Regions from separate parts of the Homo sapiens genome. Here region 2 is linked to region 1. A link is a contact called in ENCODE Hi-C or POLR2A ChIA-PET data. All regions are on one chromosome and are shown on one strand. Each heading gives the region's core, a stretch centred on a gene start or an enhancer-like site at or near the end of the contact. The rest is flanking DNA. Distances are from core to core; before and after follow the strand shown. Region 1 overlaps SEPTIN9 (septin 9). Region 2 holds the start of AFMID (arylformamidase).

Region 1 (5,838 bases), core at 341-2,840:
GTTCTCCACCTGCTTGGACGAGATGTCAATGGACAGCTCAGTGCGCCGGGACACCGGCTCGGCCGCCTTGGGGCCCGAGAGCTCCACCCTCCGCAGGGACGCCTTGGGGGAGCGTTGGCTTAGGGAGTCCACATGGCGGGCCGAGGGTTCTGAGTTCTTCACGCCCAGGTCCTGGAATTTCTGGGTGGAGCTGGCCACAGTGGCTCGGAGTAGGGGAGTCTGGACCCTCCGGGGTGGGGTGGAGTTGGGTGTCTCGACCTCCTCGACCTCAAAAGATCTTTTCAAGGCTGAAAAATAAAGAGAGGGGATGCAATTGGTGAATGGATGGCTAGGGAACACTCCGGCATGTTTCCTGCTAAGGAGCAGCAGAGGAAGGCAGGCGATGCGGCGGTGAGGGCCGGGGGTCTCTTCCCGTCCTTCATGTCTCAGCAAGCGGAAGGGACAGCCCCATCCTAGGAGAACCATCATGAGTTCTGGGGCAGAGATGCAGGCTGGAGTGGGAAGATGCTGCCCGTCGTGTCTTGCCATGGCCACGGCGCAAACCACACAGCCTCCCCCTCCAGCTACGTCTACATAGGAACGTTCTAGTTCCAGAGAAGACTTTTATTTCCTTCTTTTTTTTTTTGAGATGGAGTCTTGCTCTGTTGCCCTGGCTGGAGTGCAGCGGCACCTCCCGGGTTCAAGCGATTCTCCTACCTCAGCCTCCCCAGTAGCTGGGATTATAGGCACGGGCCACCATGCCTGGCTAATTTTTGTATTTTTAGTAGAGATGGGGTTTCACCATGTTGGTCAGTCTGGTCTCGGACTCCTGACCTCAAGCGATCCACCCGCCTCGGCCTCCCAAAGTGCTGGGATTACAGGCGTGCGCCACCGTGCCCGGCCTTGATTTCCTTCTTGTCGCGGCTGTTTTTATCCCTCCTCACCTCCAGCCAAGGCACACACTGGGACACCACCAGCAAACACACCTCTACCATCAGCCACAGCGGGGGACATGCCTCCAATAATAAGTGACCGCAACTGTAACCAATCAGAACCGCAGCAGGAACAAAACCCCATCAATGACACTAAGGGCGGACACTGGAGCTTTCAGTGCCGGCGAGGCGCCGGGCCTACCGAGCTCATCACATCTGCAGCCGCTTAACCCTGGGATGTAAAGAATACCAGTACCCCCAGTACAGATGGGGAAAGTGGGGCACGGGGTAGACACAGAGCCAGACTGTACATCAGGCTGATACCAGAGCCCAAGGTTCTAACCACTTGGTTGTCCGGCTCCCCCAGCTTAGTCCACAGGAACCAACTTTCTCAGTCATCAGCCTCTCCTGCATCTTCCCATCCACTACTACAAGCCCGTGCAGTGATGCCAACCACCAGCTCCCGCCCTGCAGCCATCCTGCCTCTCCACCAGGGTCTGCTCCCTCGGAGGCAGTGGGGATGGTACCTGGGAAGCTGCCACCTCCACAGTCCCCACAACCGCACTCCAAATGAGAGCCAGCCGCTCCTGGTTATCAGGGCCAGAGCAGGGAGGGACCCACATGGCAGGCACATTCACCAGCTCCTTCCCCAGGCCAGACCCACAGCGCACCCCTGTGGAGACCCACAGTGTCTCCCCAGCCGCTCCCTGCCTCACCAGGCCACAGAGTCCGGGTCTCATGGGATCCCACCACTGCCTCCCCTGCCCACAGGAAAAGGGATGACAGCTGGTCCCCAGCCCCCAATAATAGCGCTCCAGGACCAATTTCAGTGCCTTCCCCTCACCCGTCTCTCTTCCTCCAAATGCACTCAGGCACTGGGGAGGGGAAGAGGAAGCCCAACCCCCTAACCCTGGCCGCCTCAGCTGCCAGCTTCCTGGGCAAGGCACTCCTGTGGGCGCCCTCTCTAAGCCACAGGCACCTCTCCTTCTTGGTGGACACAGACGAAATCCTGGGTCACTAAGCTCAACCTCCACCAGAAGCTGGGCAAGGAGCCGTGTGGACTCCAGAGAACTCTCAGTTGTCACAGGCCCTGTCTCAGCTCCGTCACTGCCCTAGAGGATATGGGCCCGGCGTGGCCAGAGCTGTTCACTTCTCAAGAGAGTAGAAATCTGGATCTTTATATGATATCTCCTGATCTTTAAATGCTGGCACAAAGCAAAACAAGCCCTTTTTAAAACACTGAGCAGCCTGGCTGATGTGGTGAAACCCCATCTTTACTAAAAATAAAAAATTAGCTGGGCATGGTGACACTCGCCTATAGTCCCAGCTACTCAGGAGGCTGAGGCAGGAGAATCGCTTGAACCCGGGAGGCAGAGGTTGCAGAGCTGAGATCGTGTCACTGCACTCAGCCTGACTGACAGAGCGAGACTCTGTCTCCACAAACTAAAACTAAAAATAAAATAAAACACCGCAGGGCCAAACAAAATCAAATCCACAGGCTGTATTCGCCTATGGGTCCAGCCATGACCTCTAGCTGATCACGTGGCCGCAGGGCAGCAGGACACTGAGCCCCAGAGTCAGGGGTGTGCCAGGTGTGGGCTCCCGACATGGTGTCCCTCTGTCCCTCTGCACCCTGCATGCAAACTGCTGGCTGTGTTCTGATTCTGCAGAAGCCCCAGGGCCCCAAGGAAAGGTTGAATGTCCACTTCTACCAGCCAGAAAGTCCAGGGTTCAATGCCCAGAACTGAATGTAATGAGATGGGCTTACCAAGCTCATCACATCTACACCCGCTTAAACCTGGGCTGTAAAGAATATTATTACCGCCCCCGTACAGATGGGGAAAGTGAAGTACGGGGTAGACACAGAGCCAGACTGTACATCGGGCTGATGCCAGAAAGTGCAGAGCTCAATGCCTGGGTCCTCGTGCGGTTCCCAGGGCCTCCCGCGGTCCTCTGATCTGCTCCCTGCCTCCTGAGCACTGTCCAAACTGTCCCCACATGGTGTGCCTCTGTCCTATGGGTGCTGTAGAGCAGGGGCCGGCTTCCAGGTGTCCTCAGCATCCTTCCGTGCGGTCAAGTTGGAGAACAGAAACTAGACAGGAGAAGGCCTTGTCCCAGGTCCAACCCAAGAAAACAAATGACCTTCCCTGGGAGATCCGGTGAACCCCCTCCTTGGGAGTCCCCTTGGAGTCACCCCCACCATGGCCAACTCATGATCGAAGACACTGCACCAAAGCAGAGGCTGCCCTGGTGTGAGCTTACGATTGAGTCTACGGTGCGGATGCAATGATTTATTCCAGCCAGGCCCACGTGCACAAGCGGATCATTCTAGAACCGGAGCTGGCCCCTCCCCTAGGGCACTCCTCCTTCCTCCAGTTGTCTGCGTGGCTGGCGCCTCACCACCTTGGCCATCTGCGCAAAATGCACATGTGTGCCGGTCCCCAACCATCCTCTCCTCTCTTTCAATGCTTGGTGTCTTTTCATGGATGGGTCCCTCCCTCCCCACTAGCTGGCCTCTGTGCTTACTGCCTGGCTCTATGATCCCTCTGGGTGTTTCGGTCCAGCACCACTCCCATGCCCACTAGCTCTCAGTAAGCTCTGAGACAGCAGGGGCTGTTCCACCCGCAGGGGCCACCCCACCATCAGGACGGCGCTGCTCAAAGGCGAGTTTGTTCTAGATAACAGCCAGGAGATCTCACAGCCTCCAGAACTGCAAGAGAATACAACTGTGTGCTAGAAGAACAGTGAGAACAGGAGGCGCCCCATTCCGGAGGTGTCCATCTTCCCCAGGAGATGCCCCACTCTGGGGGTGTCCATCTTCCCCAAGGAAACCATGTCCCGGCTGGAATGTCAAGAAGGTGACACCTAAATGAAGAGGTGCCCACCCTGGCTCACGCCATCCCCCCAAACGAGCATGCCACCGCCTCCTCCTCCTCTTGGGAATCCTCCTCAAAGCCAAGCCCACTCCAGCCCCCTTCCCGGGGAGCTGGCCTCCCACACAGTCCACACCACCCCCTCCCCATGTCATCCTGGCCACGTCATGACTGTTGAGATTGGCTACGAGGGGTGTGTTCCGGCTCCCCGGGAACAGAGTTGAATGTTCTCTACTCCATGACACCATGCCTTCACCAGGCCTCAGGCGCTTCTAGAAAACCTACTAAGCCAGGCGTGGTGGCTCACGCCTGTAACCCCAACACTTTGGGAAGCCAAGGTGGACAGATCGCTTGAGCCCAGGAGTTCAAGACAAACCTGGGCAACATGGCAAAGCCCCGACTCCACTAAACAATACAAAAATTGGCCAGGGGTGGTGGCATATGCCTGTAATCCCAGCTACTCGAGAGGCTGAGGTGAGAGGATCACTTGAGGCCAGGAGATCAAGGCTGCAGTGAGCCATGATCACACCACTACACTCCAGCCTGGATGACAGAGTGAGACTCTGTCTCAAAAAAAAAAAACAACCAAAACCTACTAAATGCCAGGCGTGGTGGCTCATGCCTGTAATCCCAGCACTTTGGGAGGCCAAGGCAGGCCCAAGGCAGGCGGATCACCTGAGGTCAGGAGTTCGAAACCAGCCTGGCCAACATGGTAAAACCCTGTCTCTACTAAAAACACAAAAAATTAGCTAGGCATGGGGGTGGGCGCCTGTAATCCCAGCTACTTGGAAGGCTGAGGCAGAAGAATCACTTAAATTCGGGAGGCAGAGGTTGCAGTGAGCCCAGATCGTGCCACAGTACTCCAGCCTGGGCGACAAAGCAAGACTTCATCTCAAAAAAAAGGCTGGATCACAGGATCACAGGATAGGCACAAGCCCTGAGGGAGCTCCCAAGGAGGAGGGACGCACTAGACCTTCACCCCCATTTCAGCCTGTGAAGATTCACTTTCGTCTGAGGTTCTGTAGAGGGTTGACTAGTGACCCCCAAAAAGACATGTCTAATACCTAACCCCAAGAACCCACGAATGTGACCTTATTTGGAAAAAGGGTCTTTGCAGATGTGATTAGGGATCCCGGGATGAGACTATCCTGGATTTGGGATGGGCTCTAAATCCAGTGCTCGGTGTCCTTATAGGAGAAAGGCAGAAGGGGACTTGGGACACAAAGAGACACGGTGGGGAGGGCTACGTGATGAGAGCAGAGACTGCAGATGCTGCCAGAGCCAAGGAGCGCCTGGGCCAACGCAAGCTGGAGGAGGCAAGGAAGGGTCCTCCCCTCGAGCTGTCGGAGGGAGTGTGGTCCTGCCAATACCTTGATGTCAAACTTGTGGCCTCCAGAACCATGAGCGAATCAATCTTTGTTGGGCCACTTGGTTTCCAGTAATTTGTTCCAGCAGCCCCAGGACACTCACAACGAGACCCCTGGGAAGATGAAACCCCTGGCTGCACAGTGGCCCAGGGTGAGGCTAGCTGGTGTGGTCACCCACTCTCCAGCCCAGCCCCAATCCCACCACAACCACATTCGACAAATGGCCCACTGTGGGCCAACGGACACGTGGCCATTCCAGAGCTGCCACATCAGGAGCCCAGAGGAGCGAGAGCTGCCTCCTTCCCCCTTCTTGGAGTCGCACAAAAACCCCAGATGGTTGGAGAAGTCATCGGAGGAATCACATCACTCTAGATTCTTGTTTCATTGCTGGGATATGTGGCAATGAAACAAGATCATCCCTGCCAGGGATGCCTCATGGGCAATTGCCTCCCCACGGAGGACATTGTGAGTTGTACCCAGCCGGGAAACATTAGGAGATGTCTGTCACCAGGCTGGCAGAACAGGGCTCCCCAGCATCTCCTCCCCCATCAGAGTCCTAAGACTGCGCCCTGGGTCCTGCAGTCACACACGGTCGCCCCTCTCTTCCCAATGTGCAGGCCTCCTGGGAAGCCCCCTGCCACCATCCTCACAGTGGAACCGGCATAACCTGCCCAGGGGTAGCAGGTC
Region 2 (5,838 bases), core at 2,433-4,932, 790 kb before region 1:
GAGTAGGTCCTCAAGGCTTCCTCTGCTCCCAGTCGGACAACCCATCGGCTGGGACAGTACTGATTCTCCAGCTCCTGCAGGGCACAAACATGAGGCTCCGTAAGACTTTCCTTCTCAACAGAGTGTGCCCCTCCCCCTCGCCCATGCCCGGCTGCTCCTCTCTGCCTTAGAAGCCCTCGCCCCAGTATCCCAGGGTCTCCAAGATGCCCTCAGATCCATGGTCTAGAGGTATACCAGCGACCGCTGTGCCTTTAGCCAGCTGGCAGCCTTAAGGGGAGATGAGGTCCCCCAAACGAATTCAGTTAATGCCATCATGGGCACCACTCCCACAGCAGTTACGACCAGGGGAGGCCAGGTGGCCCGGTGGCTCACGCCTGTAATCCTAGCACTTTGGGAGCCTGAGGCAGGTGGATCACTTGAAGTCAGAAGTTTGAGACCAGCCTGGCCAACATGGCAAAACCCCATCTCTACTGAAAACAAAAACTAGCCGAGCGTGGTGGTGTGCACCTGTAATCCCAGCTACTTGGGAGGCTGAGGCAGGAGAATTGCTTAAGCCTGGGAGGTGGAGGTTGCAGTGAGCCGAGATCGCACCACTGCACTCCAGCCTAGCGACAGAGCAAGACTCTACCTCAAAAAAATTAAAAAAGGAGGAGCTGATCTGCGCTGAGAGGGTGCGATTCTGACCACAGGAGGTCACTGCACAGTCAAAGGCACAGAGGTGAGGAGGAAGGAATGAAAGGTCAGTTTGCAAATGCTGGCAGGCCCTATGGCTGACACACAGAGGTGAGGCTGGGAGGCTGGGCTGGAGGAGGAGGGGCGGTGAATGTCGGGCTAACACCTTCACACTTTATGCAGAAAGTAACAAGGAACCATTCTGAGGCAGTTTGGAGAATTAAAAAAAGAAAAAAAAAAACAGAGGCTGGGCGCGGTGGCTCACGCCTGTAATCCCAGCACTTTGGGAGGCGGAGGCGGGATCACGAGGTCAGGAGTTCAAGATCAGCCTGACCAACATGATGAAACCCCATTTCTACTAAAAATACAAAAATTAACCAGGCATGGTGACGCGCGCCTGTAATCCCAGCTACTCAGGAGGCTGAAGCAGGAGAATAGCTTGAACCAGGGAGGCAGAGGTTGCAGTGAGCCGGGATCATGCTACTGCACTCCAGCCTGGGCGACAGAGTGAGACCCCATCTCAAAAAAAAAAAAAAAAAAACCAACAGAAAATGCTGGACACGGTGGCTCTCGCCTGTAATCCCAGCACTTTGGGAGGCCAAGATAGGCAGATCACTTGAGTCCAGGAGTTCCAGACCAGTCTGGGCAATATGGCGAAACACTATCTCTACGAAAAATATGAAAAATCAACCGGGCATGGTGGTGGACACCTGTAGTCCTAGCTATTCGGGAGGCTAAGGCAGGAGAATCGCTTGAGCCCAGGAAGCAGAGATTGTAGTGAGCCAAGATTGCGCCATTGCACTCCAGCCTGAGAGAGCAAAACCCTGTTTCAAAAAAAAAAAAACAAAACACTGGGCGTGGTGGCTCACACCTGTAATCCCAGCACTTTGGGAGGCTGAGGCGGGTGAATCACCTGAGGTCAGGAGTTCGAGACCATCCTGGCCAACATGGTGAAACTCCGTCTCTACTAAAAATACAAAAATTAGCTGGGCATGGTGGCGGGCGCCCGTAATCTCAGCTACTCGGGAGGCTGAGGCAGGAGAATCGCTGGAACTCGGGAGGTGGAGGTTGCAGCGAGCTGAGATCCCACCATTGCACTCTAGCCTGGGTGACAACAGCGAGACTCCATCTCAAAAAAAAAAAAAAAAAAAAGTAACAAGGAACCAGATTTTGAAGAAAGGGCTCAAAACCATCATGAGAAATGGGAAGTCAGGGCAGCCTCATGGCAAGGCCTGAGGTCAAATGCCATCTGACCTCCCTCACTTACTTACTGTTTTATCCTCAACAAGTTACTTAGTCTCTGAGATTCAGTTTCCTGACTGGTAGAAGGTATCTATCCAGGCCCGGCACAGTGGCTCACACCTGTAATCTCAGCACTTTGGGAGGCCGAGGCGGGTGGATCACTTGAGGCCAGGAGTTCAAGACCAGTCTGTCCAACATGGCGAAACCCCATCTCTATTAAAAATACAAAAATTGGCCAGGCGCAGTGGCTCATGCCTGTAAACCCAGCACTTTGGGAGGCCAAGGGGGGCGGATCATGAGGTCAGGAGTTGGAGACCATCCTGGCTAACACAGTGAAACCCCATCTCTACTAAAAATACAAAAAAATTAGCCGGGCATGGTTGCGGGCGCATGTAGTCCCAGCTACTCAGGAGGCTGAGGCCGGAGAATGGCGTGAACCCTGGAAGAAGAGGTTGCAGTGAGCCCAGATCGCGCCACTGCACTCCAGCCTGGGCGATAGAGCGAGACTCTGTCTCAAAAGAAAAAAAAAAAAAATTAGCCAGGCATGTAGTACCAGCTACAGTGTGCCTGTAATCCCAGCCACTCGGGAGGCTGAGGCAGGAGAATCACTTGAACCCGGGAGGTAGAGGTTGCAGTGAGCCGAGATCATGCCACTGCACTCCAGCCTGGGTGACTGAGCGAGACTGTGTCTCAAAAAAAGAAGGCATGTATCCAAATCACAAGGTTAAAAGAGATAAAGCATGCGAGTAAAATAAAGCAAGCCAGTCAGTGTGGGTTGCTTCTTCCTCCCAGTGAAGGAGCTCTTTGTCAGAGGTCCTTGGATCTGTCCAATCTGTACCTGGAAAGGTTATTACCTGTAGGATCCTTACAGCCACACCTGGCACACTCTGTGATCACTACCACCATCTTTGTTGCTATTATTTATGATCATGATTATACAATGGGTTTCTTTTCTTTCTTTCTTTTTTTTTTTGAGCCACCGCACCCGGCCTGTATGTTTCTAACCTTCACAACCCCAATGTAAATACCAGCTGTTCTGAATCCTTCAGCCTGTGCCACATAAGCACAGACCCAAAAACATTGTGTAACCTCAGATCAAGGTCCAGAACTTTGTCCCCTAACCTCCTGCGGGTCTATGGATTTTTTTTTTTTTTTTTTTTTTTTTTTTTGAGACTAAGTCTTGGTCTATCGCCCAGCCTTCCAGGCTGGAGTACAAATGGCATGATCTCGGCTCACTGCAACCTCCACCTCCTGGGTTCAAGCGATTCTCCTGTCTCAGCCTCCCCAGTAGCTGGGATTACAGAGGTACATCACCACGCCCGGCTAATTTTTGTATTTTTAGTAGAAACGGGGTTTCACCATGTTGGCCAGGCTGGTCTCGAACTCCTGACCTCGTGATCCGCCAAAAGTGCTAGGATTACAGGTGTGAGCCGCCACGCCTGGCAGGGTCTACGGATATTATTAGCATAGTCAGGACTTCAATTTTCTTTATCCTGAAAACCAGGTTAACAAAAATCCTTAGGAGAAGGTAAAATACACCATGGTGCTCAAGCACTGGGGACCTGGCACGCACTAGGCGCTCTGCATGCCCACAGGAGTGCTCTAGACGGCTTCTAAGCTTCCTTCTTGGAATTCCAATCTAATAAATGAGCTAACTCCGCCCCAGCCCCTTAGTCCCTCCCTGCAATCCACCTACCTCTGCAGACATCTTCTTCCAAGGAACCTTGCTTGGGAAACCCACACCAGACACATCCATCATGGCGTCTACAGCCGCATGGGCGTGCGTCCCTCTGTTTATATGGCCAGAGCCCCGCCTCGCTCCGCCCCTTTAAACTTGGTGGGCGGACCGAGGCGGGGCTCAGACCAGGCCCCACCCCGATCAGCCACGTCCATCGCCCTGATTTCCAGGCCCTCCCAGTCCCTGGGCGCACGTCCCGGATTCCTCCCACGAGGGGGCGGGCTGCGGCCAAATCTCCCGCCAGGTCAGCGGCCGGGCGCTGATTGGCCCCATGGCGGCGGGGCCGGCTCGTGATTGGCCAGCACGCCGTGGTTTAAAGCGGTCGGCGCGGGAACCAGGGGCTTACTGCGGGACGGCCTTGGAGAGTACTCGGGTTCGTGAACTTCCCGGAGGCGCAATGAGCTGCATTAACCTGCCCACTGTGCTGCCTGGCTCCCCCAGCAAGACCCGGGGGCAGATCCAGGTGCGGGGGCCAGCCCTGCGCGTGGCTGGGGATGAGGTGGTCGTGGTGATAGCCTGTGTCCAGGCATCCGCGCAGGGCGGGCCCTCAAATGACCTCACCTTCTCTCCTAGGTGATTCTCGGGCCGATGTTCTCAGGAAAAAGGTAATGGCTTCGCGGGGCTGGGGTGGAGCTCCTTCCTCTTCTCCGGGGACCCCTTGTCCCGTCCCTCCCCTCCCCTTCCCTCCCCTCCCCTCCCCTCCCCTTCCCTTCCCTCCCCTTCCCTTCCCCTAGAAGGACCAGCACAGCCTCCTACAGCTCCCGCCTGGGGTGCTCCTCCCTTGAATTCAGTCCAGGAGGAAGTCTCTGCCCTCTTCTGCCCAGGCCAAGCCCCTCGTCCTGTGTGGACGCCACTCCCTCCTGGAGCTGGTGACAGCTGCTTACAGCTTAGCTGTCTTCCCCACCAAGTCCTCTGAGAAGGTGGCAACCAGTTGTGTCCCCTGTAGGCCAGGCCTTTTTGTACACCCCTATTCAATGTGGCTGTTTCCTTCTAAGGCCAAGGAAACGTAGTCGCTTTCTAAACCAAGGAGTCTGAAGCCGTGGAGCCTCTGCTCTCCTGAGGTGATAGAACCATTCCCTGACCCGGGTGGGGCTAGTGAGTTTCTTGAGTAAACTACCCACGCACCATTCTTTTTGTTTTGTTTTTGTTCTTCTAGAGGTAGGATCTTGCTATGTTGCCCAGGCTGGTCTCAAACTCCTGGGCTCAAGCAATTCTCTCACCTCAGCCTCCCAAGTAGCTGGGACTACAGGCGTGCACCCCCCCGCCTCCACCCAGCTAATTTTATTTTATTTTTATAGAGCTGGGGTCTTGCTATGTTGCCCAAGCTGGTCTTGAACTCCTGGTCTCAAGCAATCCTCCTACTTCAGCATCCCAAAGTGCTGGGATTACAGATGTTAGCCACCATGCCCTGCCCCAACATTCTTTTATGGCCCTGGGGATCACTTCAGCTCAAACCCCTTGCTCAGGAAGATGTGGCTCAGAGTTGGACTTCTTGGACCCAGAAGCAAGTGCTTTTGACGCTGCACACAAAGACTTTCTGAAATTAATTTAGAAAAGCTGTATGCCAGGTGTGGTGGCCCACGCCTTTAATCCCAGCGCTTTGGAAGGCTGAGGTGCGTTGATCACTTGAGGTTAGGAGTTTGAGACCACCCTGGTCAACGTGGTAAAACCCCATCTCTACTGAAAAAAAAAACCAAAAATTATCTGGGCATGGTGGCAGCCTCCTGTAATCCCAGCTACTCGGGAGGTTGAGGCAGGAGAATCTCTTGAACCCGGAAGGCAGGGGTTGCAGTGAGCTGAGATCGCTCCACTGCACTCTAACCTAGGCAACAGAGCGAGACTCCACCCCAAAAAGAAAGAAAGAAAAACTCTGAACTCTGGGAACAACTCTGGGATGAGGTTACTTTGGAATGCAGTCGCAGGTTCCCTCTACATGTAGCCTTTGCTTCTGCCTTCCCCACTACATCTTGGAGAAGGTTACTCCTCCCACACTTCCTGGGACCACCTGAGTACCATTCCTGGACCTCTTCCCCATAGAGAATTCTGACTTCCAACCCTCTTTGTAGGGATATTATACCCTGCCTGCTCTGCCCTGCTCTTTTCTGGCTGTGGTGGGCTCAGTCTGCATACCACTAGGGACAATGAGGAGCCAGGCTTGTTGGGGAGGGGTCTCCTTCTCCCACTCC

What was found. A loop is a pair of places that touch in the nucleus more often than their neighbours do. ChIA-PET counts read pairs that join two places held with the same protein, here RNA polymerase II (POLR2A). Pooled maps may share reads with other maps.
Region 2: a loop to region 1 is called in a pooled map, with 4 times the contacts of the local background. The contact joins the promoter of AFMID here to the enhancer-like site in region 1. A Hi-C loop is called at or near these places in 1 of 50 pooled maps. POLR2A ChIA-PET finds 5 or more read pairs at or near these places in 2 of 52 experiments (H1 and Panc1).

What each region holds. Positions count from the first base shown.
Region 1 is chr17:77,396,508-77,402,345 of GRCh38, reverse strand. It overlaps SEPTIN9 (septin 9), which reads right to left. Exons shown (of 12, transcript NM_001113491.2): 3 at 1-287. It overlaps MIR4316 (microRNA 4316), which reads left to right and starts at 5,292; the gene lies at 5,292-5,362. RefSeq lists an enhancer at 3,701-4,419. Within about 2 kb of position 1,590, at least 13 of the 41 ENCODE cell types and tissues checked have a DNase peak (open chromatin) inside an H3K27ac peak, as active enhancers do.
Region 2 is chr17:78,185,206-78,191,043 of GRCh38, reverse strand. It overlaps AFMID (arylformamidase), which reads right to left and starts at 3,682. Exons shown (of 11, transcript NM_001010982.5): 1 at 3,611-3,682; 2 at 1-74. The coding sequence starts at 3,673. TK1 (thymidine kinase 1) reads left to right here and starts at 3,992. Exons shown (of 7, transcript NM_003258.5): 1 at 3,992-4,115; 2 at 4,226-4,257. The coding sequence starts at 4,050. RefSeq lists a silencer at 3,700-3,839.